2 separate regions of the Homo sapiens genome follow, and region 1 is linked to region 2. The links are chromatin loops, found by intact Hi-C in ENCODE. Cell type or tissue: B cell. All regions are shown on one strand. Links, peaks and the distances in the headings refer to the core of each region. The heading gives the core; the rest is flanking DNA.

Region 1 (5,370 bases), core at 131-5,130, 120 kb after region 2:
TGGGAGGCTTGCTTGAGCCCAGGAGGTTGAGGCTGCAGTGAGCCATGATCTTGCCACTGCACTCCAGCCTGAGTGACAGAGTGAGACCCTGTCTCCAAAGAAAACAAGACAACAACAAAAAGAAACAAGTCCAAATTGAGATGTGTTGTAAAATGTGAAATACACACTGTATTAAAAAAAAAACTTAGTGGGAAAAAAATGTAAAATATCTCATTAATAATTTGTTACATGGATTACATGTTGAAATGATTTTATTTTGAATATATTAGGTTTGTAAAATATATTGATATTAGTTTTGCTTGTTTCTTTTAACTTTTTTTAAGTGGCCACTAGAAATTTGCCATATGTATGTGGCTCACATATTTCTATGGGAAGGCCGGCATGGTGGCTCACACCTGTAATCCCAGCACTTTGGGAGGCCGAGGTGGGCAGATCACCTGAGTTCAGGAGTTCAAGACCATCCTGGCCAACATGGTGAAACCCCATCTTTACAAAAATACAAAAATTAGCCGGCGTGATGGTAGGTGCCTGTGATCCCAGCTGCTTGGGAGGCTGAGGCAGGAGAATTGCTTGAACCTGGGAGGCGGAGTTTACAATGAGCCGAGATCACGCCATTGCACTCCAGCCTGGGCGACAGGGTTCCATCTCAAAAAAAAAATTATATGGATAGCGCTGTTCTTGAGTCTGTTTTATGTCTTTCCCATCAGAACAGCTTTGATCTGCCCCCTTCTTCAGGGGCAGCTGGGCCACGACCGAGGCTCCCTCTTCTCAAGTGTCTGTCTAGGCTCTGCCCTGGTCTTCTCACCATTTCTCCAGTGTCTCTAGCTCCCCAGGTTTTCATTTAGCACAGGGGTAATCAGACTTGGGACTCCAGAGCCTTAGGACCCTCCTCCCACTCACCCATCCTTCCCAGCAGGGCAGCCTCACCCCTGCTAATGTCTGAGGTCCCCCTTCTGTTCAGGAGTCATGACTCTGTTCTCCATCAAGAGCAACCACCCCGGGCTGCTGAGTGAGAAGGCTGCCAGCAAGATCAACGAGACCATGCTGCGCCTGGGTGAGTGGCCCCGGGGGACTTCGGTCTGAGGTCCTGGCCAGCCCAACACTGCACCCTCCTGGGGCTATGCGACCGGCAGGATGCAGTAAGTCAGTGGGACAAGTTAGCCATAGGGACAAGGACAAGGGGTGTGTGTAGGTGGTAGTGGTAGTGGCAGCTCAAAAGAAGGGGGTCTACTCGGGGGGAAGAATTCAGTCAAGTTCATGCCGGGACTGGTTCCTCCTGCCCACTACGTCCCACGTGGTCCCTCCCACAGTTGCTTCAAGTGCCCTTCTTATTTTATTTTAGAGAAAGCAGTTCTTGGACTGAGCCCAGCATGAGTTCACCCCAGCCCCAGCTGGGTGAACTTTGAGGCCCAGTGGGGCAGACTCTCTCCTCCCCACTGCTGCTGCGGGACTGGGCTTGGTAACGTCCTGTCCTGCCCCTGTCCTCCACAGGCATTTTTGGCTTCCTGGCCTTTGGCTTTGTGCTCATTACCTTCAGCTGCCACTTCTACGACTTCTTCAACCAGGCTGAGTGGGAGCGCAGCTTCCGGGACTATGTGCTGTGAGTGAGGGGCATGGAGGCGGCAGTGCTGGGAGCTGGAGCCAAGGCCATAAAGACACCCACCTCCACCCACCGGGCAGCAGGGATTTGCCAGGTCCCTGCTGCAGACAGCAGATTCAATGGATGGTGTCTGGGTGCATAAGGCATCAGTCTCCGTAGTTTCTCAAACGTGGCAAACAACCTTCGCATCCCTTCTCACCTCTGCCCTTCCCTCTCCACCCCCTTGGTTGCCCAGCTGGTGCATGTGTGACTGTTAAGCAGCCAGTTCAGCTTCGTCTTCTCTGACTGACACTAAGTTGCCCTCTAATTCTGTGTGCTCTCCTGCAGAGCCTGCTTTAGATCCTGGCACAGGACTAGTTACCTCTCTGTGATAGGTTAATGACCTGCTAATGTTGGCTAGTTTTTGCCTGTGCTTTTTTGTGTCATAATGAGGATGGATTGGAGAGAGTAAGACATTGCTACTGCTGAGAGAAGCGCAGTACCCACTGTTACAAGGACAGTCGCTAAAATGGATGCTAGTCCAAGCCCTGACTGCTTCAGGCTCTTCCGTAAAGGTTCCGGCTTCCAGTCTGGGATGCTTTAAACCACAGTGATGCCTGAGTCTCTGCCCCAGAGATTCAATTTAATTGTCTAGGGTGGGTCCCAGGCATCAGTAGCTATTAAAAGCTCCCCAGTTGATTCTAATGAGCACCCAGGGTTGAGATCAGTGCTGTGGAGCTTAGCCCTTTCTAAAGTTTTTGGATTGATTGTCTGAGTCTACCCAGTAGACTCAGAAAACCCCACCTGTAGTCCCAGCTACTTGGGAGGCTGAAGCAGGAGATTGCCTGAGCCCAGGAGTTGGAAGCTGCAGTGGGTTGTGATCACGCCACCGCACTCTAGCCTGGGTGACAGAGCAAGATCCTATCTCAAAAAAAGAGAGAGGAAAAGAAAGGAAAGCCTCACCTGTCTACGTTCCCTCACTGTAGATGTCAGGCCAATGTGACCATCGGGCTGCCCACCAAGCAGCCCATCCCTGACTGTGAGATCAAGAATCGCCCGAGCCTTCTGGTGGAGAAGATCAACCTGTTTGCCATGTTTGGAACTGGCATCGCCATGAGCACCTGGGTCTGGACCAAGGCCACGCTGCTCATCTGGAGGCGTACCTGGTGCAGGTGGGCATGGCAGCCAGCCCCTCCTGCCCTGCCCGCCTCACCCTCAGCCTTGGGACCCCATCTTTAGGTTTTGTCGGGTCCTGCCTCTAGCACAGCCTTGGTCAGTGGTTCACCGCTGCCCCCTGGTGGCACCTTCTGTCCTTGGGTGGCCTGATGCCTGGGCCTGGGCCTGGGCCAAGGGCAGAGCCAGCTGCCATCACCTTTTAAGAGCGGAGTGATTGGAGGGCTGGGCACACAGGAGCTCTGCATTCTGGCCCCACTTCTTTGCAGAGAAGGCCTCTACTCCTGAGTCCTTGAAGGACTTGAGGCCCTTGGGAGCCTCCTTCTCTGGAAAGAATGGCATCGCTGGCCCTTCCCAAGATTTGATGGGAAGTGGCAGCTTCTTCACGCTCCTTCCCTATCCCTTCTGCTCTCAGGTTGACTGGGCAGAGTGACGATGAGCCAAAGCGGATCAAGAAGAGCAAGATGATTGCCAAGGCCTTCTCTAAGCGGCACGAGCTCCTGCAGAACCCAGGCCAGGAGCTGTCCTTCAGCATGCACACTGTGTCCCACGACGGGCCCGTGGGTGAGCCTCACCCCTCCTCTACCGGAGCCGCCTGGCCCCGCGCTGCCCATGTGCTAGTCTCTCCCAGCCTGCTGGGGGCACACAGATTATTTGGAAGACCGACTGTGAGGAGCAAGGCGCTCCCTCCATCGCTCACACACCCATTCTTCCCCCGGCCCCTCCTACCCTCTGGGGGGCTCTCCCCTCTCTGTTTCTGCCCCTGGGTCTGCTTGCCGGTGCTTGGGTTCCAAGAAGACTCCCCTCCCTCTCCCTTCTCATAAATTCTCCAGTTGCTCTCCCTGGGCAAGAGTAAGTCAGGGTTCCAAGAACTGGATTTCTGGCCTCCAGTTAGGCCCTTTGGGGACGTGAGGCCCTTCTCTTCAGATTCTGAAGGGGTAGAGATCACCGTGGTTACAGGGTGAGCTTTCTCTGGTGAGCAGGAGGGACTGGCTGTGGGAAGATGAATGGCACTGACTATGGGAGGCACTGCCAGGGACCGGGAAGTCACTATTCCTTCTCCTTTCCTTCCTTCCATTCCCACAGCGGGCTTGGCCTTTGACCTCAATGAGCCCTCAGCTGATGTCTCCTCTGCCTGGGCCCAGCATGTCACCAAGATGGTGGCTCGGAGAGGAGCCATACTGCCCCAGGATATTTCTGTCACCCCTGTGGCAACTCCAGGTATGAGAGTTCAAGCTTCTGGAGGAAGGTGGGGGGAGCACAGAGGCTGGGGGCTTCTGGGACTGGAGTACAGGGGCTGTCGGAGGAGGAGGAAGAGGAAGGAAAGGCCCCAGAGGATCTGAAGAGTGGGGCTGAGGCTCTAAGAGTCTAGAGACCTGGGCCCCAGAACTAACAGGTTAAGTGCTCCCAGGGGAGCGGGGGTGGCATGGACAGAGCCAGGGCCCCAGGCTCGTGTTGTCTCTCCTCCTGTCAGTGCCCCCAGAGGAACAAGCCAACCTGTGGCTGGTTGAGGCAGAGATCTCCCCAGAGCTGCAGAAGCGCCTGGGCCGGAAGAAGAAGAGGAGGAAGAGGAAGAAGGAGGTGTGCCCGCTGGCGCCGCCCCCTGAGCTTCACCCCCCTGCCCCTGCCCCCAGTACCATTCCTCGACTGCCTCAGCTGCCCCGGCAGAAATGCCTGGTGGCTGCAGGTGCCTGGGGAGCTGGGGACTCTTGCCGACAGGGAGCGTGGACCCTGGTCTCCAACCCATTCTGCCCAGAGCCCAGTCCCCCTCAGGATCCATTTCTGCCCAGTGCACCGGCCCCCGTGGCATGGGCTCATGGCCGCCGACAGGGCCTGGGGCCTATTCACTCCCGCACCAACCTGATGGACACAGAACTCATGGATGCAGACTCGGACTTCTGAGCCTGCAGAGCAGGACCTGGGACAGGAAAGAGAGGAACCAATACCTTCAAGGCTCTTCTTCCTCACCGAGCATGCTTCCCTAGGATCCCGTCTTCCAGAGAACCTGTGGGCTGACTGCCCTCCGAAGAGAGTTCTGGATGTCTGGCTCAAAGCAGCAGGACTGTGGGAAAGAGCCTAACATCTCCATGGGGAGGCCTCACCCCAGGGACAGGGCCCTGGAGCTCAGGGTCCTTGTTTCTGCCCTGCCAGCTGCAGCCTGGTTGGCAGCATCTGCTCCATCGGGGCAGGGGGTATGCAGAGCTTGTGGTGGGGCAGGAACGGTGGAGGCAGAGGTGACAGTTCCCAGAGTGGGCTTTGGTGGCCAGGGAGGCAGCCTAGCCTATGTCTGGCAGATGAGGGCTGGCTGCCGTTTTCTGGGCTGATGGGTGCCCTTTCCTGGCAGTCTCAGTCCAAAAGTGTTGACTGTGTCATTAGTCCTTTGTCTAAGTAGGGCCAGGGCACCGTATTCCTCTCCCAGGTGTTTGTGGGGCTGGAAGGACCTGCTCCCACAGGGGCCATGTCCTCTCTTAATAGGTGGCACTACCCCAAACCCATCTTTTGTTCTCCTATATCCTCCTTCTTCTGTTCCATTTCAGTTCAGTTTCAGCGGTGCCAACCTCTTTGCGTTTCCTTTTTGTTGATGAGGACCCAGAGCTGCTGCACACACTCACCTCTAA
Region 2 (5,370 bases), core at 73-5,072:
CTTCTCATGGCATCTTTTCAGGAAAAGAAGTTTTTAATTTTGATGAAGTCCAATTTATCAAATTTATTTCCTATTGACTGTGCTTTTAGTGTAATATCTAAGACATATTATCTAATTAAAGGTCACAAAGATTTTACTTCTATGTTTTCTAGAAGTTTTATAGTTTTAGATTTTACACTTAGGTGCATAATCGATTTTGACTTAATTTTTATACGTGGTATAAGGTATGAATTGAAGTTCTTTTTTTCTTTTTTTGCATATAGCTATCCAACTGTTCTAGCCCAACTCACTGAAACTATTCATTAGAAATTATCCTTTCTCATTGCCTTTGGGTCTTTTTAAAAATCAATTGTATATGTGTGTGTATGTGTGTCTGAACTTTCTATTCTGTTCCATTTGATCTGTTCTATTTGAGCTGTCTATCATGATGTTAATAGCACCTCATCTTGATGACTATTATTTTTTATGAAGCCTTGAAATCAGGTGGTGTTAGCCCTCCAACTTTGTTATTCTCTTTCAAAGATGTTTTGGCTAATCTAGATCCTTTGCATTTTCATGGGAATTTTTAGACAGTTTGTCAGTTTCTATAATTTTTTTTTCCCTGTAAAGCTGAGACAGAAACCCAGGGCTCTGAGGTCAGTCTGCCTAGGTTCAAGTTTTATCTTTACCTCTTCATAACTGTCTGACTTTGGCCAAGTTACCTAACTTCTCTGCAATTCCATTTCTCATTCACAAAGCTGAAATAATAATATTATCAATCTCATGGGGTTGTGAAAGGGCTTAGATGAAGTAATGCAGATAAGGCTGAGAGAATGAAAATACAAACAGACAATGGCCAGATCATATATGACAATAGAACTCTGGGCCACAACCTCTGCAGCAACCCATCCAGGAAGCCAAACCACAGCCTCTGCAGCAATCATCCCAGAACAGTCAGAACTTGACCAAGTCAGTAAGTGCAGCTGCCCTAACTTCTGCCCCCACTTCCAACTCAGGACCAAGCACAGAAAGCCAAATATGGTCCCCAATCCAATCACACTGGATGCTCAATTTCTAGTCAGCCTACCTCTAGCTTTCCCATGCCAACAAGCTCCAATCAAGGCATAGCTGAAGACTTCCCTTTTTTTCACTATAAAGCTTTGCACAGCCCTGCCTGCCTGAGTCTCTGACAAATGCGAGTGATGGTGGCTGAGACCCTGGCTAAAGCAAGCGCTGAATAAACAGCTTCTGTTTCTTCTCACTTGGGTGGTTTTTGTTTATTTCCACAGTGCTTAACACTGTGCTCGCAGAGTTAGTGATTGCCCAATACATTTTATATAGAGCAGTAGAATTGCTTTGTCGTATGAAACTTTAAAAAGAATTCCAATAGATAAATAAAAGTGGCATTTCAACCGTTTATTTTATCTAAGTCAGCCAGTAATAAAGGTAGGACTTTTGCAGTGATCTCAATAACATTAAATGAACATGATGGCTGATCCTTGCAACCACAAGGTTTTTTAAAATCCTGATTCACATAATAAGAAGTTGCAAATGCCAAATTTCTGTTTTCTTTTAAACAGGTCACTTTGCAATTAAATATTTGCAGAACCTCTGAAGCACCTCTTCAAAACTCTAGGGCTCTCAGAAACGTGGAGTAAAAACTTACCCTGATGTGAGGTCAGGGTACAGGGTCTTGATTTCAGTCCTAGTGATGCTGCCACTCTGCCGGATAACCTTGGGCATGACACTTGACCTCTGAGATTTGTTCCTCCCTTGTAAATGGAAAGAGCTGAACTAAAGAACTTCTCAAAATTTAGTGCGCATGGATAACCACATGTATATACTGGAGGAGGGTGCGTGCCCATTTAAAATGTAGGTTTCTGACCCACCCAGTGGCGTCTGAGTCAGGGTCCTGGAATCTGCATTTTAACAAGCACAGCTGATTCTGGTGCTAGTGACAATTGGGCACAATTTGAGCAGCACAGGAGCAAATGGTCTTTTAGGTCCCTTCTGGCTCTGATGTGTGTGATTCAGGTGAGGTTGTTGAAGAGAAGTGGGCTGCAGCATTGGGAAAGGAAAAGTGAAGGAGAAAACCATTCAACAGTGGGGAAAATTTTGTTTTTTTAAAAAGCCTATTGTGTCAATATTCTACTTTATTTCTTTTTTCTTTTCTTTTCTTTTCTTTTCTTTTTTTTGAGAAGGAGTCTCGCTCTGTCGCCCAGGCTGGAGTGCAGTGGTGGGATCTTTGCTCACTGCAACCTCCACCTCCCAGGTTCAAGCGATTCTCCTGCCTCAGCCTCCCGAGTAACTGGGATTACGGGCACCCACCACCACGCCTGGCCAATTTTTGTATTTTTAGTAGAGACAGGGTTTCCCCATGTTGGCCAGGCTGGTCTTGAACTCCTGACCTCAAGTAATCGGCCTGCCTCGACCTCCCAAAGTGCTGAGATTACGGATGTGAGCCACCGTGCCCGGCCAGCATTCCACTTTTGAAAGCCCCCGTGACCCTGGTCCAGAAGGACTTTGATTCCTGGCCCTGGTCTTCAAGCTCTTTGCAGAGGCAATGCACATTTTATTCTCCATGAGACCACAGGAAGAAAAAAAAACACCCTCAAATTTCCCAACCCCATGCCCTAAATTTCAATGCGCCAGAGATGAAATGCAACTTGCGAAATGCCTCCCTGCTCTTCTGCTCCACAGTTTCTCCATAGCTTGGCTTGGGGCAGGAGGGGACAGAGGAGGGTTTGGCCAGTCGGGGGTCTAGCCCTCAAAGCCAGATTAAACCCAGGCCACAGCGACTCCTCTCAATTCTGCAATTGGGTCCCAGCTCAGTGTGGCCATATCGCCCTCTTGCGGTAGAAAGCGGGACTCCGCCTGGCTAGGGGAACAGACGCCAGGGGCTGACTGTAACAAAGACCGGAAGCTCTTCTTGGATCCAAGGCAGGTGCAAGGAGGGAAAAAAGGTATCACCAGAGGGACGCTCTTCATTATGACTTTTTCTCTTTTTCCTCACCCTTTCTGCTTCCCAAACCCAGTTCTCCCACTTATCGTTGCCCACTATTAAAAACTGCTTTGTAATGAGAAAACCTGCAGTTTACAAGGTGTTTTCACAAACTTCATCTTATGTAAGCCACTCTCACTGCCTTTTCTCACTTCTCTTCCTCTTCCAGAATGAGAAGAAAAAAATGGAAAAAACAACAAACAAACAACAACAACAAAAAAAAACTGAAAAAAAATTACAAATGCCTTTCTAGTATTTTGCAAAAGGGTAGGCCTGCCCACACCCTTGGTTTAGGTTCCAGGACCAGTTATCTTGGAGCTGAGATCATAACCTTCACCCCTGTAAGGACCCCTTAGCTTTGTGGTCACAAATAGAGTCTTAAACTTGCCAGGGCTTGGTCACAAGAAGAGAGAGCAAAACATATGACCAAAGCGGCACAAGGCCGCTAAACAATTATTTTTGTTTCATCAACTGTTTTTTTTTTTTTAAGAGACAGGGGTCTCAGTGTGTTGCCCAGGCTGGACTTGAACTCCTGGGCTCAAGCAGTCCTCCCACCTCGGCCTCCCAAGTAGCTAGGATTACAGGTACACACTAGTGTACCTAGTGTACAGTAGTGTAACTAGTCTGGCTAGTTAATTAACTTTTAATTTAATTTAATTTTGAGATGGAGTCTCCCTCTGTCGCCCAGGCTGGAGTGCAGTGGCTCGATCTTGGCTCACTACAACCTCCACCTTCCGGGTTCAAGCGATTCTCCTGCCTCAGCCTCTCGAGTAGCTGAGACTACAGGGGAGTGCCACCACGCCCGGCTAATTTTTTGTGTTTTTAGTAGAGACGGGGTTTCACCATGTTAGCCAGGATAGTCTCGATCTCCTGACCTTGTGATCCACCAGCCTCAGCCTCCCAAAGTGCTGGGATTACAGGCATGAGCCACCGCGCCAGGCCTATTTTTTTGAGATGGAGTCTCACTCTGTCACCCAGGTGGGAGTGCAGTGGTGCTGATCTTGGCTCACTGCAAACGCTGCCTCCAGGGTTCAAGCGATTCTCTTGCCTCAGCCTCCCGAATAGCTGGGATTACAGGCATGTACCACCACACCCAGCTAGTTAATTAACTTAAAAAAATAATAATCAAATTATGGGCTGGCCGTGGTGGTTCAGGCCTGTAATCCCAGCACTTTGGGAGGCTGAGGCGAGTGGATCACTTGAGATCAGGAGTCCCAGACCAGCCCGGCCAACATGGTGAAACCCCATCTCTACCAAAAACACAAAAATTAGCCGGGCATGGTGGCGTGCACCTGTAGTCCCAGCTACTCAAGAGGCTGAGGCAGGAAAATCGCTTAAATCCGGGAGGCAGAGGTTGCACCAGGTAGAGATTGCACCACTGCACTCCAGACTGGGTGACAGAGCAAGACTCCATCTAAAAAAAAAAATTAATCAAATTATAACAAAAATTGAAAAATGCACAAATCATAAATGTACCATTCAAATAATTTTCACAGAGTACACCTGTGTAACTAAGCCTCCAGATCAAAAAAGAGAACATTACCAGCATTCCCTAATGCCCCCCTTCATGTTCCTCCCAGTCACAAATCACCCCCACTGTAACTCCTATTATGATTTTTAACATCATAGATTAATTTTATCTGCTTTTGAATTTCATATAGAAGGAATCACACAATATGTACTCACATATATGCCTTTTGCTGAGCACTGTGAATTAATCTATGTTGTTGCACACCATTCTTTCCTATTGTGCTAGTATGCCATTGTAGAAATATACCACAATGTATCCATTTTATTCATGGTAGACATTTTGGATATTTATAGTTTAGGGCTATTATAAGAGTGCTTCTTTGAACATTCTTGTATTCAAGAAAAAACAGCATTTTCTAGAGTGATCAAAGGGATTAATGGGACATTTATATACCTAGAAACATGATTTATATATATGGATATAAGAAAACAACAGGCATTATGAATCCTATTTATTTATTGAACTTCCATGTTTATTGCAGCACTATTGATGATAGCCAAGATTAAAAATCAACCTAAAAATGTCCATAATCAAATGAATGGGTAAAGAAAATGTGGTGTATATACACAATGGAGTATTATTCAGCCATAAGAAAAGAAAATCTTGTCATTTTCAATCATGTGGATGAACCTGGAGGACATTATGGTAATTGAAATAAGCCAGACACAGAAAAACAAATACCTCATAATCTCACTCATATGTGGAATCTAAACAAGTTGACCTCATTGAATCAGAGAGCAGAATGGTGGTTACCAGAGGCTGGGGTTTTACGGGGAGGTTTGGGGAGATGTCTGCCAAAGCACACCTAATTACAGTTAGATAGGAGGAATAAGCTCAAGAGATCTGTCACACAGCATGA

The links. Peaks named below come from ENCODE experiments on the same cell type or tissue, not always from the same donor. Only the 100,000 strongest peaks of a DNase experiment are listed, where the experiment ranks them.
Region 1: it touches region 2 in a loop (16-fold over the local background); 9 of 110 quality-filtered maps call a loop at or near these places.

The regions. Positions count from the first base shown.
Region 1 is chr7:129,207,798-129,213,167 of GRCh38, forward strand. SMO (smoothened, frizzled class receptor) reads left to right here. Exons shown (of 12, transcript NM_005631.5): 7 at 962-1,054; 8 at 1,492-1,600; 9 at 2,566-2,751; 10 at 3,168-3,316; 11 at 3,839-3,973; 12 at 4,227-5,370. The coding sequence ends at 4,654. Among named protein-coding and RNA genes, the nearest start is that of AHCYL2, 15 kb to the right of the region's middle. In B cell, for the core only: CTCF peaks have their summits at 2,880 (motif pointing left) and 3,082; a DNase peak (open chromatin) is centred at 2,874.
Region 2 is chr7:129,088,853-129,094,222 of GRCh38, forward strand. It overlaps the pseudogene LOC112267982. Among named protein-coding and RNA genes, the nearest start is that of TNPO3, 36 kb to the left of the region's middle. RefSeq lists an enhancer at 1,006-1,155. In B cell, for the core only: CTCF peaks have their summits at 2,838 (motif pointing left) and 3,041; DNase peaks (open chromatin) are centred at 1,139 and 2,829; H3K27ac peaks cover 522 bases.